Regions from separate parts of the Homo sapiens genome. Here region 2 is linked to region 1. Evidence: chromatin loops called from intact Hi-C (ENCODE). Cell type or tissue: mammary epithelial cell. All regions are shown on one strand. Links, peaks and the distances in the headings refer to the core of each region. The heading gives the core; the rest is flanking DNA.

Region 1 (12,652 bases), core at 1,713-9,712:
AATTTGGTTAAGAATTCCCTCCTCAGTTCGATTTCTTTTTGCATTATAAAAGTAATCTAGACTTTTCTTAAAACATTTCAGAAACATAAAAATTAGAATGCAAAATTCTCCCATAATCTCCAGTACTCCCAGAGAAAAGCTTTGCTAACAAGTTGAAATAGTCCAGATTTTTTTCTGTGCATATGGTAATACGTTTTTATAAATATTACAGCAGTGGAATCATGCTGTAAATACTTTTTTTGCAAACTGCCATTAAAGACTTTGAGCAAAATTAAATAGAAGCCATATTTTAAGATGATTATCTTTTGGCAACATGCACATAGATGTCCCTAATCCTTTCTAATTCATTTTGAGCTGTACTGAGGGGAGAAATGGCAACAGAGGGAGTAAAGGGCTGTCATAATAGTCTGGGCAAAAATATGGGTAGGGACTATGGCAGCAGCTGATGGAATTGGGGATTGAGAACTTTTTTCTATTATTTCAAGATCTTGGGCCACATAAATGAAAACAGAATTCGCTCTTTCACCTTTGAGAGGGGAAAATATAAAAGAGTGAATTCATCCATATTTTAAGATAGTCATATGCTCTAATTATGGTACTAGTGGCTGAAAAGGGAAGAAATTGCTTCCTAAGCAGTGACAGTGAGGCTAAAATGGTATTTTGAATACAACGATGTCTTTTTTGATTACAAAAGCATTACATAATTATAAAAGCATTTGTAGAAAACATGGAAAATATTGAAAAGTCAAACAAAAAATAAAAATCACCCAAAATTCTGTCACTCAGCTGCAAACTCCATGTACATTTTGGCTTATGTCCTTTCAGACATTTTCTTGTGCAACTGTATGAACATACATATACTTAAAAAAAAAACGAAATTGGGATAATCCAAAATACTGCTTTGTGACTGATATGGTTTGGTTCTGTGTCCCCACCCAAATCTCATGTTGAATTGTAATCCCCAATGTTGGCGGGGACCTGATAGGAGGTGATTGGATCATGGGAGTGGATTTTCTTCTTGCTGTTCTCATGACAATTAGTAAGTTCTCATGAAATCTGGTTGTTTAAAAGTATGTAGCACTTCCCCCTTCACTTTTTCGGCTTCTCCATCATGATTGTAAGTTTCCTGAGGCCTCCCAGCCATGCTTCCTGTACAGCCTGCAGAACTGTGAGTCAATTAAACCTCTTTTCTTCATAAATTACCCAGTCTTGGGTAGTTCTTTATAATAGTGTGAGAACAGACTAATACAGTGACATACAATTTTTTTGTCGTTGTTTTTTGTTTTTTTTTTGAGACGGAGTCTCACTCTGTCGCCCAGGCTGGAGTGCAGTGGAGCGATCTCGGCTCACTGCAAGCTCCGCCTCCTGGGTTCACGCTATTCGCCTGCCTCAGCCTCCCGAGTAGCTGGGAGTACAGGCGCCCACCACCATGCCGGGCTAATTTTTTGTATTTTTAGTAAAGACGGGGTTTCACCGTGTTAGCCAGGATGGTCTTGATGTCCTGACCTTGTGATCTGCCCGCCTCGGCCTCCCAAAGTGTTAGGATTACAGGCGTGAGCCACTGCGCCTGGCCGGGTTTTTTGTTTTTTGTTTTTTTGAGACAGTGTCGCTCTGTCACCCAGGTTGGAGTGCAATGGTGCAATCTCAGCTCACTGCAACCTCCATCTCCCAGGTTCAAGAAATTCTCCTGCCTCAGCCTCCTGAGTAGCTGGGATTACAAGCATGCGCCACCACACCCAGCTAATTTTTGTATTTTTAGTAGATATGGGGTTTCGCCATGTTGGTCAGGCTGGTCTCAAACTTCTGACCTCAAGTGATCTGCCCACCTCGGCCTCCCAAAGTGTTGGGATTGTAGATGTGAGCCACCGTGCCTGACCATGATATACAATATTTTATTTTATTTATTAAAGATGGGGTCTCACTCTGTCACCCAGGCTGGAGTGCAGTTGTGTGATTGTGGCTCATGGTAGCCTGGAACTCCTGGACTAAAGCACTCCTCCTGCCTCAGCCTCCTGAGTAGTTGGGACTACAGGTGCATGCCACCACACCCAGCTAATTAAAAAAATTTTATATAGAGATTGGGTCTCACTATGTTCCCCAGCGTGGTCTACAACTCCTGGGCTCAAGTGATCCTCCCACCTCATCCTTCCAAAGTTGTAAGCCACCACACTCAGTCAACAATTTTTGCCTGGCAATATGTTATAAGCATCTTCCCATGACTTTGAACAGTCTTTTAAAAATCTTTGGTTTTTAAGTTAATATTTTTATTCTTCTTGTTGATTATAGTAGTGATACAATTTCATTGCAAAAGTGCGAAACAAAAAACAAAACAAACTCACAGAAGTATATAAAGTGGAACATGACAGTCTTCCCATAATCTCACTTCCCAGAGATATAGAGCTGTGCTGCATCCTGCCTGCACTAGCCCATTTAAGCTGATTGTGTAGATCTCTTCCCAAGTGTGTACAATAACTATACATTGACAGCTTGAAATCAGCCATGGCAGGAATATTTGCACCATGAAATTAGCAAACACCACATATCAGGGCTTTTCTTCCCCCCCGGAGAACTGGTTGTTAAGCTTTTACTAGCGCATCACTGTACACATCCTCCTAGACATTTACTGCATATTTAAATATTTGTTTCTGGCCGGGCACGGTGGCTCATGCCTGTAATCCCAGCACTTTGGGAGGCTGAGGCGGGCGGATCACGAGGTCAGGAGATCAAGACCATCCTGGCTAACACGGTGAAACCCTGTCTGTACTAAAAATACAAAAAAAAAAAAAAAAAAAAAAAAAAAAATTAGCCGGCGTGTTGGCAGGCGCCTGTAGTCCCAGCTACTCGGGCGGCTGAGGCAGGAGAATGGCGTGAACCCGGAAGGCGGAGCTTGCAGTGAGCCGAGATTGTGTCACTGTACTCCAGCCTGGGCGACAGAGCGAAACTCCATCTCAGAAAAAAAATTTGTTTCTGAAAACATAGAAAACATCCAGTTTCCTAACTGGCTTTAGTGATTCAACAATATATGATGCTCCTTTCTTCAATACACATTCATCAACCTAATCCTTTTTATTTGCTACTTAGTATTCCACTGTGTAACTGCATCATTATAATTTATTTGAACAATTCTCTATTGATGGGTGTTTTGATGGGTTCCAATTTCTGGCTATTATAAACAAAGTTTTGGTGATTTTTTTTCATCTATTTGCACATCTGTCAAATTACTTTCTTAACATCAATTTCTAGACTGGATTTTTTTTTTTTAATGAGACAGTATCTTGCTCTTTCACCCAGACTAGAGTGAAGTGGCATAATCATAGTTCACTGCAGCCTTGAACTTAGACATGGAAATATTTAATCAAAGAGTATAGCCATTTACAGTTTAGATAGATAATACCAAATTGCCCTTTCAAAAGGCTGTCTTATTATTATTTTAGTAATAATTATTATTAAAATCTTGCTCTGTCACCTAGGCTGGAGTGCAGTGGCATGATCATGGCTCACTGCATCCTCAACCTCCCAGGCTCAAGTGATCCTCCCACCTCAACCTCCAAAGTAGCTGGGACTACAGGCATGTGCCATGCCAGCTAATTTTTAAATTTTTTTATAGAGACAGTGTCTTGGTATGTTGCCCAGGCTGGTCTCCAACTGCTGGGCTCAAGCAATCCACCCACCTAGGCCTCCCAAAGTGCTGGGATTCCAAGCAAGAGCCACCACATCAGCCCTGTTGTCCTGTTTTTTTTTGTTGTTGTCGTTTTTTGTTTGCTTGTTTTGAGACGGAGTTTCGCTGTTGTTGCCCAGGCTGGAGTGCAATGGCGTGATCTCTGCTCACTGCATCCTCCGCCTCCTGGGTCCAAGTGATTCTCCTGCCTCAGCCTCTGAGTAGCTGGGATTACAGGCCACCACTTCCAGCTAATTTTGTATTTTTAGTACATACGGGGTTTCTCCATGTTGGTCAGGCTGGTCTCGAACTCCCGACCTCAGGTGATCTGCCCACCTTGGCCTCCCAAAGTGCTGGGATTACAGGCATGAGGCACCACGCCCAACCTAAAAAAAAATTCTAAAGGTTAATATTGTTTTTGCAAATAGAAATTTATGACCCTGGGATATTTTTTGGCTGTTTTCCTATTAGTTACTTCTTTCTGACATTTTAGGCCCAGGATTCTAACCCATTTTCCTACCCAAATTTTGATTTTGTGTTAAGTAGCAGATAAAAAGTGTGTACATGTGTGTTTGCACATCTGAAAGTTAAACTTATCCATACATCACTATGAATCATGATTAACCTAAAATGTCACACCCATTTAAAGAAAGGAATTAATCCTGCCTGTCATTTCCTCATTGAGTAAGGAAATAAACTGCAGTCAAGGAAGTAAAATCTTCACTGGATTCTTTAGGGAAATTTCATCTTATGGAGCCCAAGAAAAAATTTAAAAATTTCCTTAAAAGGTAACAGTTACTTTATATAAATGATTACTTTATCAGCAGATGCATACAAATCAGAGTGCCTATAGTTGAAAAATATTTTCTTAGTGTTTTCTAGTCTGAAAAATACCTTTTTTATTTTTTTTTACTTGGGAAAAACACGAAAAAACACTGCCTCATTTTATCATAAGAAGTGTTTTGATTGCTATCTAAAGGCAGTATTCTTCAAGTCTCCTCTTATCTAAGACCTCCTTCACCACCACCAACACAGGACATTTTCTTTCTAAAGAAAAATTAGTAAGTGTATAGTGTATGTGTGAGTGTGTATGTGTGTGTACCTCATTTTACATATGATTGAGATCTCTTTAGGGTATACCATCACCATCTTGTGGCCTTTTGCCATATTACTGTTAAGGATGTTAATACTGCAATGCTTTTTTGCCATTGCAAGCATGAAATTCAGCATTATCTCCTCTTGGTAGTCCTCTGTGGGTGAGATGAAATATACTGAGGGCCAGATGCAGCCTGCGTGCCAGCAGTCCCCACCCGCCGACGAGATAGTATCTCTGCAGTTATGCTGTGTTCTCACACGATTCTAAATCAGCCAGTTGGATAAGGAAATCCAGTGAAAGATCTAATCAGAGCAGTTTTGCTGTAAAGTGAAATTTTCAGTTTTGCTTTGTGTTTGAGCCGGATCTGTTTTAGTGGTTCCTTTCTATTTGTAAAATTTTGGTTGGCAGGGAAGTCTACATTTCCTGATGTTTCTCTCTGTCTCTGTGTTTGTGCTGTTGGGATGTTTTCACATTTTTGTTTCAATATTTCCCCACCTCAGTACTATTTTATTATGTGCCTTAAAAAATTATTTTTCCATCCCCTTCTGTCACTCCTTTCCCTTTGTATTCTTAATCTATTTTTTTCCGTCCTTTCTTTCCTTCCTTATACTTCTCATTTTCAGTTTCTTTGATATCTTTTCTGCATATCGTTTTTCTTATTCAGCTTCCTCCACTAACACCCACAGCACCCTCCGTACCCCATCCTCCTTTCTTTGTTCCTTCTGATTCTTTCCTCCAGTAGTTGTTCCTGCTCTGGTGTTGAGTACGCTGACCTCATCCTGCCTGCTGCAAAGGTCTTTTTAGGACATAGCTCTCTGGTAACCCTCAAGCTTCAGGAAGGAGTCTAAAGTCTATCTATTCCAGGAAGCGGGTTCCTAAACCCAACCCTATATTTAAAAGGTTCCAAAAGGACAAACTTTGCTTCTGTCCTAAGAAATAATTTCTGACTCATTACCTTTATTCTGTTCTTTTTTTCTTCACATAAGTCTGAATTTTCTTTTTTTTCTTTTTCTTTTTTTTTTTTGAGACGGAGTCTCGCTCTGTCACCCAGGCTGGACTGCAGTGGCACGATCTCGGCTCACTGCAAGCTTCGGCCTCCCATTCATGCCATTCTCCTGCCTCAGCCTCCGGAGTAGCTGGGACTACAGGCGCCCGCCACCACACGCGGCTAATTTTTTGTATTTTTAGTAGAGACGGGGTTTCACCGTGTTAGCCAGGATGGTCTTGATCTCCTGACCTCATGTTCCGCTGGCCTCGGCCTCCCAAAGTGCTGGGATTACAGGCATGAGCCACCGCACCCGGCCGATAAGTCTGAATTTTCATAGGAAGCATATTGGAACCTTTTCCAAGCTTATATTTGCATGTCCAAACTCTCATTTGTATAGGGAGTAATTTATATACTAGTGCTTTGGAGATGACACTTGAATCTTATAAAAAGCAAGTTAGATTAATGGTGGTGGAGGAAAGAGGTTCAGGAAAGGGGTTTGCTATCATTTTAGAAAACAGCTTACATTTAATTATGGGAAGTATGTTTTCTGTCTTTTTCTGGATACCCTGCAAATGCTTCCATGAGGTAATCAGCTCTACGTTGAAATAGCTTTTGTGGCTGGGTGCGGTGGCTCATGCCTGTAATCCCAACACTCTGGGAGGCTGAGGTGGGCGGACCACCTGAGGTCAGGAGTTCAAGGCTAACCTGGCCAACATGGTGAAACCCCATCTCTACTAAAAAATATAAAATTTAGCTGGGCGTGGTGGTATGCGCCTGTAGTCCCAGCTACTGGGGAGGCTGAGGCAGGAGAGTCGCTTGAACCCAGGAGGTGGAGGTTGCAGTGAGCCAAGATTCTGCCACTGCACTCCAGTCTGGGCAACAGAGCAAGACTCTGTCTAAAAAAAATAGCTTCTGTAATTCCAACTGGTAAATAGCTCCAAACACACAAAAAAATACTTGAGGCAACTAATGTGATGCCCAGTTTATGATGTATTATGCATCCTAGATACCAAACTGGTAGGAAAATTGTAGTTCAACAAAGGATATGCTACCTAAACAAAGGTTTTTTCCTGCTTATTCTAAAACAAATACATGTTCATTGTGGAAACCCTAGAAAATATTAAAATGAACAAAAAAATAAAATCTCAGCATCCAGAGTTAACTAAACACTACTGACATTTTGGTATCCACATTTTTTTTTCTTTTTTTTTTTTAAGACAGTTTTGTTCTTGTCACCCAGGCTGGAGTGCAATGGAGTGGTCTCGGCTCACCACAACATCTGCCTCCCAGGTTCAAGTGATTCTCCTGCCTCAGCCTCCCAAGTAGCTGGGATTACAGGTGCCCGCCACCACGCCCGGCTAATTTTTGTATTTTTAGTAGAGATGGGGTTTCACCATGTTGGCCAGGTTAGCCTTGAATTCCTGACCTCAGGTGATCTGCCCACCTTGGCCTCCCAAATCACTGGGATTACAGGTGTGAGCCACCGCGCCCGGCCCTTCTACTTCTAATTTTAATTTTGAATATGCTCATTTGGTACAAAATTCAAAAGGTACAGAGTGTAAAGTAATGTTTCTCTTCTCTCCTCCAGTTTTCTAGCTCCTTCTCTTGGAGGCAAGCACTGGGTCCAGCTTCTGATGCAGTCTTCCAGCAACAGTCTCTCTGTTTACATGCTAGACACACACACATATTCACATTTTTTTACTTTTATTTTTTGGAGACAGGGTCTCACTTTGTCACCCAGGCTGGAGTGCAGTGGCGCAATCTCTGCCTTATTATACTCTCGACCTCCCAGGCTCAAGTGATCCTCCCATCTCAGTCTTCCAAGTAGCTGGGACTACAGGCACATGTCACCACATCCAGTTAATTTTAGTATTTTTCGTAGTGATGGGGTTTCGCCTTATTTCCCAAGTTGGTCTCAAACTCCTAAGCTCAAGTAATCCGCCCACCTTGGCCTCCCAAAGTGCTAGGATTACAGGCATGAGCCACCATGCCCAGCCTATATTTAAATTTTAATGGTAGCTTTATATAAATATTATTCAGAATGTTTTTTCCTCCTCCTTACCATGTATCTTGGAAATAAAATATTCTTTACTAAAATTATTAGTGTGTGGTGTTAAGTTTTAAAAGTCAAATAATCCTACTAAACTGAAAATATGTTTATGTTATTATGTCTGAGCAAGTCTTCTTAGCTGTGTAGCTTAGGGCAAAGTTTCTTAGCTTCTCTGTTCTTCCTTCTCCCTTTCTTTCTTTCTCTTTCTTTCCTTCCTTCCTTCCTTTTCTTTCTCTTTTTTTCTTTCTTCTTTCCTTCTTTCTCTTTTCCCTCCTTCCTTCCTTCCTTTCCTTCCTTCTCTTCCTTCCCTCCCTCCCTCCCTTCCTTCCTTTCTTTCTCTCTTTTTTTTTTCAAGGTCTCACTCTGTCACCCCGGCTGGGGTGCAGTGGCATGATCATGGCTCACTGCAGCCTTGACTTCCCAGCCTCAAATGATCCTCATGCCTCAGCCTCCCAAGTAGCTGGGACTACAGGGGTGAGCCACTATTCCTGGCTAATTTTTTTGTGACCAGGTCTCACTATGTTGCCCAGGCTGGTCTTGAACTCCTGGACTCAAACGATCTGCCCACCTTGGCCTCCCAAAGTGTTGGGGTTATCGGTGTGAACCACCATGCTTGGCCCCTTCAAATTCTTGACATGTAAAATGGGAGGAATGTAATGTAATCTATGTTATAGGGTTGTTGTGAAAATGGAATAAGTTAGTTCTAGTCCACAATCCCTTTTTCAAAATTCTGAAATCCAAAAATCTCTGAAATTGTTTTCTTTTAAAAGTTTTTTTCTTGTTTTGTTTTTTTAATGGGGTTATAAGGTAATCCCCCCAAAAAATCTCTGAAATTGAGCGTACTTTCATAACTCATTTTGGTGGCAAATGCTGACCCAAACTGATCTAAACCTATTTAAACTTTATCACTCTTAGTTTGAATTTTCATACATTTTACTATAGAAATTTAATTTTGATTATAGGATGCTGGTCAGCCCCTGCTGGGTGTGGTAATAGAGTTTAGATACCGTATTACCTTTTTGAAATCTGGGCATGGTGGCTCACGCCTGGAATCCCAGCATACTGGGAGGCCAAGGCCGGTGGATCACCTGAGGTCAGGAGTTTGAGACCAGCCTGGCCAACATCCCAAAACCCTGTCTCTACTAAAAATACAAAAAATTAGCTGGGTATGGTGGTGTGTGCCTCTAAGCCCAGCTAGTCGGGAGGCTGAGGCAGGAGAATCACTTGAACCCAGGAGACGGAGGCTGCAGTGAGCTGAGATTACACCACTGTACTCCAGCTTGGGCGACAGAGCAGGACTCTGTTACAAAAAAAAAAAAATTAAACTGTCATCAGTAATTCCTTTTGCTTCTTTCCATTGTTGGTTTTCCTATCTCAACAGCTTTTCTCTTCCTTGGTTTAGTGGACCACCTCATTTTGGTGGACAATTCATAGACTGTAAAATATTTGAGCAACCTTACCAGTTGCTAAGGCTGCATAACAAAATACCTCAAAACTTAGTGTACTATGCCACAGCACCCATTTATGGTCTCCTGGTTACTCTGAGACAATTGAGGAAAGGCTCAGCTGGGCACTTGTGGCCTGGGCTCCTTCACTGAGGTGGCATCCAAATGGTGGCTGGGGCCAGGTATGGTGTCTTGTTCCTATAATCCCAGTACTTTAGGAGGCCAAGGTGGGAGGATCGCTTGAGGCCAGGAGTTCGAAGTCATTCTGAGCAACATAGTGAGACCCTGTCTCTACAAAAAAATAAAAAGTTAGCCAGGTACAGTGGCACATGCCTGTAATCCCGGCTACTCAGGAGGCCGAGGTGGGAGGATCAGTTGAGCCCAGGAGTTCAAGGCTGCAGTGAGCTGTAATCACACCACTTGACCTCCAGCCTGGGTGACAGAGGGAGACTTTGTCTCAAACAAAACAAAACAACAACAACAAAATAAATGGAGGCTGGAGTAGGAACTGTAGGAGGGCGATAACAGATGGGGGTTGGCCTGGCATCTCTCTTCATTTGGTCTCCCTGTGTGGCCTCCTTTGGGCTTTTTCACAGCATGGAGCCTCAGGGTAGTTGCACTGCATACATAGAGGCTAGTTTCCTTCGGATACCATTACTCTTTCCTTTATTTAATGATAGTTTGGTGAGTACAGAATTCTAAGATGGATCGGCCGGGCGCAGTGGCTCACGTCTGTAATCCTAGCACTTAGTGAGGCCAAGGTGGATGGATTGCCTGAGCTCAGGAGCTCGAGACCAGCCTGGACAATATGGTGAAATCCCGTCTCTACCAAAATACAAAAAATTAGCCGGGCGTGGTGGTGTGCACCTGTAATCCCAGCTACTCGGGAGGCTGAGGCAGGAGAATTGTAGAACCTGGGAGGCAGAGGTTGCAGTGAGCCAAGATCGTACCACTGCACTCCAGCCTGGGCAACAGAGAGAGACTCCATCCCCCTTCCCCCAAAAATAATAATAATAATTCTAGGATGGATAATTTTCCTTCAGAATTTTATTTTATTAATTTATTTTTTTGAGACAGAGTCTTGCTCTATCTCCCAGGCTGGAGAGCAGTGGCTTAATCTAGGCTCCTGCATCCTCCGCCTCCCGGGTTGAAGCGATTCTCCTGCTTCAGCTTCCTGAGTAGCTGAGATTACAGGAGTGCGACCGCCAAGCCCGGCTAATTTTTGTATTTTTAGTAGAGATGGGGTTTCACCATTTTGGTCAGGCTGGTCTTGAACTCCTGACTTCATGATCCGCCTGCCTCGGCCTCCCAACGTGCTGAGATTATAGGTGTGAGCCACCACACCCGGCCTCCTTCAGGATTTTAAAGACAATTCCACATAGTTCTAACTCTCAGAATTGTTTAGAAATCTGACAACATTTTAATTCCAGATTCTTCATATGCCAGCAGATTTTTCTCTCTAGAAACTTTTAGAATTTTTTTTTTAATCCCCAGTGTTCTGAAATTTTATAGTGAATCAGGGAATGAATTTGATAAGCTGGTCAATGTTCTTGTTTGAGTTTTACGTTCTGCTCAATTTTATGTCTCAATAACTGCGTTCCCTCTGGTCACTTCATTAATATAGTTTGAATCTTCCTAAGAAACCTTTCCTGACTAACCCCCATCTTCACTGATCATTTTCTGGCTTTCAATTTTTAGTACCTCTACATAGTTTATAATTAACTTCTTTTTTTTTTTTTTTTTTTTGAGATGGGAGTCTCGCTTTGTCACCCAGGCTGGAGTGCAGTGGCACGATCTCAGCTCACTGCAACCTCTGCCTCCCGGGTTCAAGCGATTCTTCTGCCTCAGCCTCCCGAGTAGCTGGGACTACAGGCATGTGCCACCACGCCCGGCAAATTTTTTATATTTTTAGTACAGATGGGGTTTCACCGTGTTAGCCAGGATGGTCTTGCTTTCCTGACCTCGTGATCCGCCCGCCTCGGCCTCCCAAAGTGCTGGGATTACAGGCGTGAGCCACCGTGTCCAGCCCCCCAAACTCTTTTATATGAAGAAATATGTTTGTCATTATTTTTATATCCCTATAGCACCCATTGTGGGACCCTAATTCAGTAATTCAGTAAGGAATCCAGTAAAGGCAGACTGTTAGTGAATATCATGTGTCTTCCAAGAAATCAGCTGAGTATTTACTTACTGCTATAGAGAGAAACTACAAGGTTCCTCTCTTGCTCTCTTTAATTCAGATCAGCCTGTTCCCTTCTAAAGGCCAACTCCTTCCACAAAGTGCTCAGAAAAGCCACATGATCCTCCTGTGGAGTGGCAGTTTACCATAAATGGAGTGAATTTTCAGTGAATATATTCTGTTTAATCAATCTGTTATTTTTCCTCTAAGTCGTTAAGGTGTTACACAAATTTAAAAACATATATTCCTTTTTGTGTGATTTGGTGTAAGTATATATTTTATACTTTTTTTTTTTAGACGGAGTCTTGCTCTGTCTCCAGGCTTGAGTGCAGTGGCGCGATCTTGGCTCACTGCAACCTCCGCCTCCCGGATTCAAGCGATTCTCCTGCCTCAGCCTCCTGAGTAGCTGGGACTACAGGTGCATGCCACCCCACCCAGCTAATTTTTGTATTCTTAGTAGAGACGAGGTTTCACCATGTTGGCCAGGATGGTCTTGATCTCTTGACCTCGTGATCCACCTGCCTTGGCCTCCCAAAGTGCTGGGATTACAGGCGTGAGCCACCGCGCCCGGCCTGTTGAGTATTTTTTTGATTACCTTGTAAAAATGTTTGTGATGATACATTAATTGTATTGTGTTATGTACTCAACCTCATTGAATCTTTGTTCTTCGGGTTCTATGGTATCTAAAAAGATATTATTCTGAGGATCTAGCTTCACCTTATGAAAGCAGAACGTTCTTTCAAAAACTGAAAGAACGAAGATAAAGCCACTCTGAAGTTGTTTTATTTAATCACACACCTAATAGATGAAATTCTCAGGCCTGGTGCGGTGGCTGACGCCAGTAATCCCAGCATTTGGGAGGTTGAGGTGGATGGATCACCTGAGGTCAGGAATTCAAGACCAGCCTGGCCAACATGGTGAAACCCTGTCTTTACTAAAAATACAAAAATTAGCTGGGCATGGTGGTGCATGCCTATAGTCCCAGCTACTTGGGAGGCTGAGACAGGAGAATCACTTGAAGCCGGGAGGCGGAGGTTGCAGTGAGCCAAGGTCATGCCACGGCACTCCAGCCTGGGTGACAGAGCAAGACTCTGTCTTGCGGGGGGGGAAAAAAGAAATTCTCCATTCCTAGGAACAAATGTCAAGATCATCTTTTTTTTTTTTTTTTTTTTTTTGAGACGGAGTCTCGCTCTGTCTCCCAGGCTCGGGTGCAGTGGCGTGATCTCAGCTCACTGC
Region 2 (12,652 bases), core at 1,910-9,909, 72 kb before region 1:
TAGATATGAACAGGGATGTTGTGACAGTGGCTACAGGGTTACGAGCAAGGGAGCTAGCAATGGAATTTGTGCAGACAGACTCAAAGACTGATTAAGAATGTGGAACTACTGAAAAGCCTGCAAAACCGGCTGAAATTAAATACAGCAGCTTTCTTTTTATCCAGGCATTTACAGGAGTTCCAAGTATATCTGAGGGAAAAAATGCCATCATGATTTTGTCCCCAGTGCCTATATTCAAAATACTTGCTACTTGCTCTGGAAAGTGATTCAGAGGAACCAAAAAAACAGATCGTAGCCCAAGTAACAGGACAAAAAAAGGGAAAATGAGAGTTGAAGTTTTACGTACACCTTAAGTGTCTAAAGACTATTTTGGAGAAAGCCCCATATCTAAGGATAAAAAGCTCCAGCTTCCCTACACAGATTCTGCCTCACACACAGGCATTAACGTGAGGGTTACTCTCGAGTCACAATACCTTCTCGACTAATTCCTGGAAGCAGCTGAGTTAAAGGTTTGTGTGGCTCAGTCATGTCATTTCTAATGTAAACTGGAATTACGCTGAGAAGCTCCTGACGATCTTCCTCATGTACAACAGGAATAGATTCTAAAATCAGCTGCATCTGTTCAAGTTCATGTGCACCTGAGGTTAAAAAACAAACAAAAAAACACATTCCTCAATGTTTACTTATTTCACAATAAACATACTAAACTAATTTAAATATTATAATGACCAGTGGGGGGAAAAGTTTGAATTGTATCATCAGCAGGTTTCATTGCTTTGACTATCACCAATCTACTTATCTATTTCAATTTCTGCTTACTGATGTATTTAGTTTTTGCTGCTTTGTTTCCATAGGGAACTGACTCTTTAAGTTTGGTCTCATATTAAGGTTATCACAAACTAGTGAAAAAAAAAGCAACTGAGATTCAAGAGATCTGGATTCTGGTCTTAACTGTACCACTAATTTACTGGCTATAACTTCAGAGACAATAGCTAACATCTCTTAGGACTTTATTTCAACATCAATGAAATGAAGGGTTGGACTAGACTTGTAAAACAGGAAGTTTTATAGTTCTATGTTAGGGCTCAGTTAGCATTTCTAGGTTGTTAGGCAATGAAAGAAATAAAGGGGGAAACTTTAGGCTAAATAGGTGGTGACTTTTAAAAATTCCATTTGCTGTACTCCAGCATGGATGACAGAGTGAGACCCTGTCTCAAAAACAAAAAATAAAAATTCCACTTGCCTTTCCTTTAATGTCTATAAATTCATTGAACATTCAAAATTCCTTTTAGTTCCTACTATGCGCAGGACACTTGAGAATACAGTTATGAAACAAAACAGACCAAGTGCCTGCCTTCATGGATCTTACAATCTTGTGGATAAAGACAGATAATTCTGTAAAGTAGGTCTTATGGTGACATATGCTATAAAGAAAAAGAGAGTAAGCTAAGGGTGATGGCACTGTTGGGAAGAATAGGGTTGTTAATACTTTTTTAAAGTCAAGAGTTCGAGACCAGCCTGGCCAACATGGTAAAACCCCATCTCTACCAAAAATACAAAAATTAGCCAGGCAAGGCGCATGCCTATAGTTCCAGCTACTTGGGAGGCTGAAGCACAAGAATTGCTTGGACCCTGGAGGAGGAGGTTGCAGTAAGCCAAGATCATGTCACTGCACTCTAGCCTGGGCAACAATAAGACATTTTTTTTTTTTTGAGACAAAGGAAGGCCTCACTAAGAAGTGGAAAATTAAGGAAGTCAGGAATACACCAAACATTCATATGGAAGAAAGAAAGGAGTTCTAGGAAGATGGAGAGAAGCCCAGAAGACAGAGGCAGGTTGGTATGTCAAAGAAACAACAATTAGACAAGTGTAGCAAAAGGAGAGTAGCTTGGGGCAGATAATGGGAGATAAGTCAGAGTGGTACTAGAACAAAGGGTTTGCTTTACCCTGAGTTTGATGGAAAGCCATCATGCAGTTTGAGCAGAGATGACATGATCTACCTTGTCTTTCAACAGGACCACCCTGGCTGCGATGTGGTAACTAAAGACAGCAAATACTGAAGCAGGAAAGAGAAGGTCCTTCTAACAGGAGAGACATAATGGCTGACTGGACCGGGGGAGGGATAGTAAGAGTGACAGTAACAAGCCGTTAAGAGTCTGGATATAGTTTGAAGAAAGAGCCCACAGGATCTGTGCTAACAGAAATGAAGGACAATGACAAGATTTTTGTCTAAGCAACTGAAAAATGGAGGTACTGGTTTGCTAACATGAGTAAAAACAACGTATGAGGAAGAAATATCAGGGGCCCAGTTCTGGGTAGGTTAACTTTGTTATTAGACATCTGAGTGGAGATATTGAGTTAAGGAACCTGGAATTCAGACGAGAGGTCAGGGCTGAAGATATAAATTCAGGAGTCATCATAAATTCAGGAGTCATCATCAGATATAGATAATTCTTAAAGGAATGAAAAAGAATGAGACTACCCAGGGACTAAGTGAAGCTAGAGAAGCAGGGAGCCCAAGGACTGAATCTGGGATACTTCCAACACGAGGAGAAAGAGAACTGGCAAGGGTGACTGGAAAGAGGCCAGGGAAGAATTCAAGAGTGGCGTGCCCAAAGACAGGTGAAAAAGCACCTGAAGAGGTGAAGATCAATTGCAACAAATGCTGGAGATGGCTCAAAATGAGGACTTAGAATTGACAAGGGATTTAGCATTATGGAGATCACTGGTGACCTGTGGAGAGTGGTTTCTGGTGGAGGACAAAGCCTGACTGGACAGGGTGAAAGACAGAATGTAAGCAGAGGAATTAAGAGCAGCAAGGATGCACGCATCTTTTGAGAAGTTTTACATCCAACGAGTACAGTAGTATGTGGCAGTAGCTGAGGGACTGTGGGGTCAGGACAGATTATTTTGTAAGACTGGAAAAATTCTATCAATGTTTGAATGAATACTGATAAAAGTGATCTAGCAGAAGAGGTAAAGTGAAGATGCAAGAGATAGAAGTGCTACAGCAGGAAAGAGGGAAAATATCTACTGCCCAAGTACAAGTGTTAACCTGGGACAGGAACACCTATAGAGAGACAATCTGGACACACAAGAGAAATGCACCAAAAAATAAGACACACAGGCTAAAAACACACTGATTTCCAATGAGTGCTTGGTCCTTACCTTTTGTTGCTCTGTTCATTTGCAACTTATACCTAATTAATAACCACTCAGATTTCCCTTCGTGTTTTTATTGAATGGGTCACTGACAAAAATCAATAAAGCACCTGGCAACTAGAAACAAACTACAATCTAGATCTTTCCAATCATTTCATTGCAAACTATTCCTATTAAATGTAAAACTATGCTACTTAAGAGTTTTAAAACAAATCCAATTATTTTTATTCCTATATTTAATGTCCGAATGTGCATTGAACATTTAAAAACAAACATTTAAAAATACACAAATACAGCCGAGAGCAGTGGCTCACACCTGTAATCCCAGCACTTTGGAAGGCTGAGGCAGGTAATGACCTGAGGTCAGGAGTTCAACACCAACCTGACCAATATGGTGAAATCCTGTCTCTACTAAAATTTCAAAAATTAGCCGGGCATGGAGGCATGCACCTATAGTCCCAGCTACTCGGGAGGCTGAGGCAGGAGAATCGCTTGAACCCGGGAGGAGGAGGTTTCAGTTAGCTGAGCTCATGCAACTGCACTCCAGCCTAGGCGACAGAGCGAGACTCCTCCAAAACAAACAAACAAACAAAAAAACCCTTTGTATAATCCATGCAGCAGCAGTAGGTACTGACTCACTTCTATGACTTGGAGCATGACCAAATGATTTTTCATTATATAGACTTAAATTTGTTTTTGTTCTAAGACAAAGTCTTGCTCTGTTGCTCAGGCTGGAGTAAGTGGCATGATCACAGCTCACTGTAGCCTTGACCTGCCGGGCTCAAGCAATCCTCCCACCTGAGCCCCTTGAATAGCTGGGACCACAGGTGTGTGCCACCACACCCAGCTACATTTTTGTTTTTTGTCGAGACAGGGTCTCACTATGCTGCCCAGGCTGGTCTCTAACTCCTGGGCTCAAGTGATCCTCTGGTCTCAGCCTCCAAAAGTGCTGGGATTACATGTATTAGCCACCACACCTGGCTTGTTTTTCTGACTCGTTACTGTGGTGGCTTTAAAATGTGTCCACTTGGCCGGACACGGTGGCTCTTGCCTGTAATCCCAGCACTGTGGGAGGCCAAGGCACACAGATCACCTGAGGTCAGGAATTTGAGACCGGCCTGGCCAAAAGGGTGAAACTACTAAAAATACAAAAGTTAGCTGGGTGTGGTGGCAGATGCCTGTAATCCCAGCTACTTGAGAGGCTGAGGCAGGAGAGTCGCTTGAACCTGGGAGGCGGAGGTTGCAGTGAGCCAAGATCGCACCATTGTACGATTGTTGGCTAGGCAACAAGAGGAAGACTCAGTCTCGGAAAAAAAAAATTATATATATATGTATGTGTGTATCTATGTATGTGTATATGTGTGTGTGTGTGTGTGTGTATAGATATATGTATGTACACTTTACCCTTGTTCATTCGAGAAGGTAAAAAATGAAAAAAAAAGGTCCAAAAATTCTTTTGATACTCCTCCCTTTAAAGGGTGGAACTGAACTCCGCTCCCATTGACCATGAAGCGTACTTAGTGACTCACTTCTAACACATAAAGCTAAAGTTGACAGTATGTAACTTTTGAGACTTGGTCACAAAAAGATATTTTACATGTGTGGTCAACTGATTCTTTATGAAAGTGTCAAGATAATTCAGTGGGGAAAGAATCTTTTCAACAAATGGTGCCAGGACAAGAGGATGTCCACATGCAAAAGAATGTGTAAAAGTTAATCCCTTCCCGTCCCACCCACCCCCAATACAGAGTCTCGCTCTGTTGGCCAGGCTGGAGTGCAGTGGCAAGATCTCGGCTCACTGCAACCTCCACCTCCCAGGTTCAAGCAATTCTCCTGCCTCAGCCTCCCGAGTAGCTGGGATTGTAGGTGCGCGCCACCATGCCCAGCTAATTTTTGTATTTTTAGTAGAGACAGGGTTTCACCATGTTGGCCAGGCTGTTCTCAAACTCCTGATCTCAGGTGATCCACTTGCCTCCGCATCCCAAAGCGCTGGGATTACAGGTGTGAGCCACCGCGCCCAGCTGTATAAGAATCCTATAAAACTCTCAGAAGACAACACAGGAGAAAACATCCATGACCTTGGGTCAGGCAATTATTCCTCAGACATGACACCAAAAACAAAAGAGACAAAAGAAAAAGGTAACTGGACTTCAGAATTAAAATCTTGTTTCAGGCCTGGCATAGTGGCTCACACCTGTAATCCCAGCACTTTGGGAGGCTGAGGCGAGTGGATCATGAGGTCAGGAGTTCGAGATCAGCCTGACCAACGTGGTGAACCCCGTCTCTACTAAAAATACAAAAATCAGCTGGGCATAGTGGTATGTGCCTGTAATCCCAGCTACTCAGGAGGCTGAGGGAGGAGAATTGCTTGAACCCAGGAGGGAGAGACTGCAGTGAGCCGAGATCATGCCACTGTACTCCAGCCCAGGCAAGAGAGCAAGACTCTGTCTTAAAAAATCAATCAATCAATCAATCAATCAACCAATCAATCAATCAATCAATCAACCAATCAATCAATCTTGTTTCAAAAGACACTATAAAGAAAGGGAAAAAAAACTGCAGAATAGGAGAAAATACATGTAAATCACAAAATATTTGTATTCAGAATTATGTAAAGAATTCTTACAACTCAATAATAAAAAGACAACCCAATTTAAAAAATGGGCAATAGATCTGGACAGACATTCAATCATCCATTAGTTATTAGGGAAATGCAAATCAAAACCACAATGAGGCCGGGTGCAATGGCTCCCACCTGTAATCCTTGCACTTTGGGAGGCCAAGGCGGGCAGATCACTTCAGGTTAGGAGTTCGAGACCAGCCTGGCCAACATGGTGAAACCCCGTCTCTACTAAAAACACAAAAATTAGCTGGGCGTGGTGGCACAAGCCTTTGTAATCCCAGCTACTCGGGAGGCTGAGAGCAGGAGAACTGTTTGAACCTGGGTGGCAGTGGTTGCAGTGAGCCAAGATCACACCACTGCATTCCAGCCTGGATGACAAAGCAAGACTCTGTCTCAAAAAAAAAAAAAAAAAAAACCACAATGAGATACTACTTCATACCCGATAGGATGGCTATACTCAAAAAGACAAAATTTAACTCTCATGCATTGGTGGTGGGAATGTAAAATGGTACAGCTGCGCTGGGAAACTGTTCTTCAAAAAGTTAAACAGTTACCACACAGCTCAGCAATTCCACTCCTAGGTATATATACCCAAGAGAACTGAAAACATATTTTCACACAAAAACTTGTACGCAAATATTTACAACAGCATAATTCATAACCAAGAAGTGGAAACCCAAATGTCCATCAACTGAGGAATGGATAAACAGCATGTGGTATATCCATATAGCAGAATACTATTTGCCCGTAAAAAGGAAAAAAGTACTAACATATGCCACAACATGGGTAAACCTCCAAAATATTGCTACATGAAAGAAGCCTGTCACAAAGTCCAAATGTTATCTGAAACAACCAGAGTAGGCAAATCCATAGAGACATAAAGTAGATTAGTGGATGCCAGGGGCTGGGGGAAAGAGGAAATGAGAAGTGACTGCTAATGGTTTGCAGGATCTTTCAGGAGCCAAGACAGTGTTCCAAAATTAGATTGTGGTAATGGTTACACAACTCTGTAAATATACTAAAAAATATGGAACTATATTATTTAAATAAATTGTATGATATGTGAATTATATAACAATACAACTTTTTAAAGAAAGATATACTGGCTTTCTCCTTGCTGTCTTTTGGATCACTGGTTCTAGAGGAAGCCAGCCACCATATTATGAAGACACTCAAGCAGTCCTATGGAGAAGCCCACATGGTGAGGAACCGAAGCCTCTTGGTAACTGTCATGTAAGTAAGCTATCTAGAAGTGGATCCTCCTGCCTTGGTCAAGACTTCAGGGTAACTGCTGCCCTTACCAACATCTTGACTGAGAAAACATAAGCTAGAACCACCCAGCTAAACCACTCCCATATTTTGACACACAGAAACTGTAAAACGTTAATAAATGTTTGTTGTTTAAGCTACTAAGTTTTGGAGTAATTTGTCACACCGCAACAAACAGAATTGTTTATATATGCTGGAAGGCACTTGATATCAGGAACATAACCTCTAATCACAGTATTGTTCCTAAGCAAAAATCAATCCATTTAATAATTTAGTTTCCAGGAATCCCTCCGAATTCCAATTTAGAAAACTATCATACATCTTAGAAATTTTTTTTTTTTTTTTTTGAGACAGAGTCTCTGTCGCCCAGGCTGGAGTGCAATGGCGCGATCCCAGCTCACTGCAACCTCTGCCTCCCAGGTTCAAGCGATTATCGTGCCTCAGCCTCCCCAGTAGCTGGGATTACAGGCGTGCGCCACCATGCCCAGCTAATTTTTGTATTTTTAGTAGAGACAGGGTTTCACCATGTTGGCAAGCCTGGTCTCAAACTCCTGACCTCAAGTGATCTGCCCGCTGCAGCCTCCCAAAGTGCTGGGATTACAGGCGTGAGACACTGAGCCCAGACAGAAATTTTAGATAAATATTAGAAAAAAATTATAAAGAGCTGGCTTGCTGTTATATAAACTAAGTACTGGCATTAACATACTTAAAAGACATTTATGCACGCTGTCCTTTCTTCACCAGTGCTCTCCTATGTACACTAATCTTTCTTATGTAAATAGACTCTGGCCTATTCCTTTCCTTCTGCTCTTAGCACCGTCTGGGGGTTGGGGGGAACCACTCTAAAAATGGGTATGGAGGGCCTGGTGGGGTGGCTCACGCCTGTAATCCCAGTACTTTGGGAGGCCGAGGCGGGTGGATCACGAGGTCAGGAGATCGAGACCATCCTGGCTAACATGGTAAAACCCTATCTCCACTAAAAATACAAAAAATTAGCCGGGCGACGGGGCGGGCGCCTGTAGTCCCAGCTACTCGGGAGGCTGAGGCAGGAGAATGGTGTGAACCTGGGAGGCGGAGCTTGCAGTGAGCAGAAATCGCACCACTGCACTCCAGCCTGGGTGACAGAGCAAGACTCCGTCTCAGAAAAAAAAAATGGGTATAGAGGGGGAAAAAGTTATGTCAAAAGACAGAAAAAGGCCTTAATCACTATCACACCACTTCCCCAACTAAAAAATCTTCAGTACCCCTACTATTCCTTACTTTTCCATATGGAAAGTCCTCTGCCTACTTTCTAAATACTTTCTAGTATTCCGACCCCATCTTAACTAGTCATAAATATGTTTATTATTATTTGACAACTTGCACAAATCTCAGATTCATGAATGCACCAGGCTTATACTCTTATTTATATGGGTACCCTTAAATAACACATTTTCTCTCTTCCCCAATTAAAATTCTTCGCTACTTCTAAATAGTGAAAAATCTGTTTGACTCCATAATGCCTTCCATTCCAGCAATCACTGATGCATAGCTTCTCTAAGTTTACAGCTCTAGTCTATACTAAATAATTTTATACAGACCTATGCTTTGCTTTATGACACAAGACATTTTTCATGGATTACTCATCTCATCTTGACAAAGTCCTCTCTCACACACTTCTTTAGACTTCTAAATAGCACCAAACTTAACAAAAAATTACTTGTTTGGTTGTTTATAGGGGGAGGGGACCAAGAAAAATTTGTTGGATTTTCAACAATGGCTTAAAATTTTCACCAGGAAGTGATGATACTGACAGAATTATGCAACTTAAGTATCAACACAAATTACCAACAAGTATTATGGGTCCACAAAATATGAAATTATATTTAAACAGGAGTTCTGATAATTTATGAAGTGACCAATTTAGTGAATATGTGAATAAGTTTTCTCAATTTTTTTATTAAAAACGCCAATTTATCTGTTCATTTTAGTATTACAGATCATAACAAATTATTTTAAATCTTATATGAATCTTGCTTCAGAGATAAAATGCAAAATTACTTCTCTTTGGGAAAATTTTTCCCCCCACAAAATACTAACCTGCAAAAAGGGTTTTACCAGTCAGCATTTCAGCAAAGATGCAGCCTGCAGCCCACATGTCAATGGCTTTAGTATAATTATTAGGAGAAAGTAAAAGACGTGGAGATCTGTACCATTTAGTAACCAATCCTTCAGAAAGATGACCCTATAAAAGAAACAAAAAACATACTTTTTTTACTTTAGCTGAAGAACAGTACTTACAACTTGATTAAAGAATCCTTAATTTGCCAGGCGTGGTGGCTCATGCCTGTAATCCCAGCATTTTGGGAAACCAAGGTGGGCGGATCACCCAAGGTCGGGAGTTCGAGACCAGTCTGACCAACCGGAGAAACCCCATCTCTACTAAAAATACAAAATTAGCCAGGTGTGGTGGTGCATGCCTGTAAACCCAGCTACTTGGGAGGCTGAGCCAGGAGAATCGCTCGAACCCGGGAGGTAGAGGTTGCGGTGAGCCGAGATTGTGCCACTGCACTCCGCCCTGGGCAACAAGAGCTAAACTCCATCTCAAAAAAAAAAAAAAAAAAATCCTAATCTTTAACCCCAGCACTTTGGGAGGCCGAGGTAGGTGGATCACTTGAGGTCAGGAATTTGAGACCAGCCTGGGCAACATGGTAAAACTCTGCCTCTACTAAAAATACAAGAATTAGCCTGGCATGGTGGCACACGCCTGTAGTCCCAGTTACTTGGGAGGCTGAGGTGGGAGGATCACTTAAGCGCAGGAGACAGAGGTTGCAGTGAGCAAAGAGCAAGACCCTGTCTTTAAAAAAAAAAAAAAAAAAAAAAAAATTATATAACTCTAGGCCACACATTCAAAGCATTTTTCAGAAGACGAGCTGGTTTACACTCAGTCTTGAGATAATCAAAGAGCAAGTATGCTTCAAGTCAGAACAGTAGGGAAGAGCACCAGAGGTGCTACTTATAAACCAATGTCTACCTCCTTAATGACCTCTACTATAAATCCTATTCATCACCTATTCAACTACTTTACAATTACAAAGCACCTTACAAAACCTTACACATATATTGCCTTATTTCATCCTCAAAACTACCCTGAGAGATTGTGATGGTAGATATTAACTCCATTTTATAGGTGTGATGACTGAGAGAGTGAGATCTGCTTCAAGTCATATAGCTAGTTGGATGTAGAAATGGAGTCAATTTTATATAGTATAAGTCTTATTAGTTCAGTGCTCTATCCACAATACTTCACTGTGGATACAGTGCTCTACCCACAATATTTCACTGTGGACGTCGTCAGTGTAATACTCATCTCTTTTTCTTTTTCTCTAGGAAAAAAAAGTTGTCTGTGTTGCCCAGGTTGGTCTCAAACTCCTGGCCTCAAGTGATCCTCCTGCCCCGGCCTCCTAAAGTGCTGAGATTACAGGCAGGAGCCACTGCGCAGGTTGGTCTCAAACTCCTGGCCTCAAGTGATCCTCCTGCCCCGGCCTCCTAAAGTGCTGAGATTACAGGCAGGGGCCACCGCGCTTCCAGCCTAGAACTCATTTTCTACAAAATATCTTTTTTGTTTGGAAATGGAGTTTTGCTCCTGTTGCCCAGGCTGGAGTGCATTGGCGCAATCTCAGCTCTTTGCAACCTCCACCTCCTGGATTCTCCTGCTTCAGCCTCCCGAGTAGCTGGAATTACAGACATGCACCACCAGGCACAGCTAATTTTGTATTTTTAGGAGAGACAGGGTTTCACCATGTTGTCAGGCTGGTCTCAAACTCCTGACCTCAGGTGATCCGCCTGCCTCAGCCTCCCAAAGTGCTGAGATTACAGGTGTGAGCCACTGTACCTGGCCCAAGTAAAAATACCTTAATGTGGGCTGGGCGTGGTGGCGGGCGCCTGTAATCCCAGCTACTTGGGAGGCTGAGGCAGGAGAACTGCTTGAACCCAGGAGGCGGAGGTTGCAATGAGCTGAGATCACACTATTGCACTCCAGCCTTGGTGACAAGAGCACAACTCAGTCTCAAAAAAATAAATAAATAAAAATAAAAATAATCTTAACGTGAAACAACATGTATGAAGATTTGTCTTAGGCATGTACTGTGGAAAGCTAACAAAGCAGGGCTCCCAGGGGTTCTTTACAACCAAAGCAGCTCCACCTCTCTAATTTAAACATCAGGGTCCCACATAAGATTTCATTTCCAAACTAAAAGACCAAGGTTCAGCTTGAAAAATATTAAATTCTTGTATGAAGGCAATTTGCTATCTAAGACGAAGTTGCTGTGAGATCTTTTTGGCTATACTTATTACCAATTGTTTATGTGAATTTAGATTTCAAGCTAAATTTAGTTTAAACAAAGCAGAACTGAATAGTACAGGCTCAAAGAGACAAAAGAAGACATAAGCTTGGGTGTGCTGGCATGCACCTTTAGCCTCAGCTATTCAGGAGGCTGAGGCCAGAGGATCACTTGAGCCCAGAAGTTTGACACCAGCCTGAGCAACACAGCAAGATCTTGTCACTAAAAACTTAAAAAAAAAAAAAAAAAGGCTGGGCATGGGGGCTCACACCTGTAATCCTAGCATTTTGGGAGGCTGACGCAGGCAGATCACTGGAGGCTAGGAGTTCAAGACCAGCCTGGCCAACACGGTGAAACCCTGTCTACTAAAAATACAAAAAAATTAGCTGGGCATGATGGCACGCACCTGTAATCCCAGCTACTTGGGAGGCTGAGGTACAAGAATCGCTTGAATCCAGGGGATGAAGGTTGCAGTGAGCCGAGATGGCGCCACAGCACTCTACCCTTTGTGACAGAGTGAGACTCTGTCTCAAAAACAAAAGACCTAAAGTTGAAATAGCATCCCCTCTTACCACAATTCTGTCCCAAAGAAAGAAGAGTATATTCCACTTTTAAATAACTAAGGGAGAATTTCATTTATAATAAATAACCATACACTTTAAAATTTCATTATAATAACCATGTATTTTTAGAAATTTGTATTTAATTATCCCACTCCACCTTCATTTCAAACAGAGAGACTTGTTTCAGAAAAAAGGCACTATGTAAAGTTTAATAAGATTAAAAATTCTGCCACAATATACAAAGAAAATATAAGTACCTATTCCTGATTAGGTGTATCAGTTTAAAGATCTGTCTCAGCTGGCTTTCTATACATACCTTATGGGAATAATGAGGATCCATGATCCGTGCAAGACCAAAGTCACCTATCTTCAGCACCAAGTCTTCCGTATTAATGAAAAGATTAGCTGGTTTGAGATCTCTGTGCAGTACATTTGCAGAGTGAATATACTTGAGCCCCCGTAGCAGCTGATACATGAAAAGCCTGGCATGCTCTTCCAGTAAAGGGCCCTGCTCCAGCACATTAGCCAAGTCTGTCTCCATGTACTCCTGAACAATGTAAACACTGTTCAGTTCCGTAAGAGAGCCCACATCGTCTGTTAATTGGCTTCCACTGGGACCAAGAATCTCAAACACTTTCACAATGTTATCATGGTCAAGTCTTCTAATAATTTTGATTTCACGTAGAGCATGTTTGACACTCTGGGGATCAGTA

The links. A loop is a pair of places that touch in the nucleus more often than their neighbours do. Peaks named below come from ENCODE experiments on the same cell type or tissue, not always from the same donor. Only the 100,000 strongest peaks of a DNase experiment are listed, where the experiment ranks them.
Region 2: it touches region 1 in a loop (6-fold over the local background); 10 of 110 quality-filtered maps call a loop at or near these places.

Annotation. Positions count from the first base shown.
Region 1 is chr15:51,974,598-51,987,249 of GRCh38, reverse strand. It overlaps a transcript of MAPK6 not described here. Among named protein-coding and RNA genes, the nearest start is that of LEO1, 9.1 kb to the right of the region's middle. In mammary epithelial cell, for the core only: a CTCF peak has its summit at 4,809 (motif pointing left); a DNase peak (open chromatin) is centred at 4,849; H3K4me3 peaks cover 191 bases; H3K27ac peaks cover 1,044 bases.
Region 2 is chr15:52,046,619-52,059,270 of GRCh38, reverse strand. It overlaps MAPK6 (mitogen-activated protein kinase 6), which reads right to left. Exons shown (of 6, transcript NM_002748.4): 2 at 12,256-12,652; 3 at 9,134-9,278; 4 at 474-638. It overlaps LOC112268150 (a long non-coding RNA gene), which reads left to right. Exons shown (of 2, transcript XR_002957719.2): 2 at 2,016-3,290. Among named protein-coding and RNA genes, the nearest start is that of MAPK6, 34 kb to the right of the region's middle. RefSeq lists a silencer at 6,013-6,213. In mammary epithelial cell, for the core only: no CTCF peak of the experiment used is centred there; a DNase peak (open chromatin) is centred at 6,110; H3K27ac peaks cover 2,283 bases.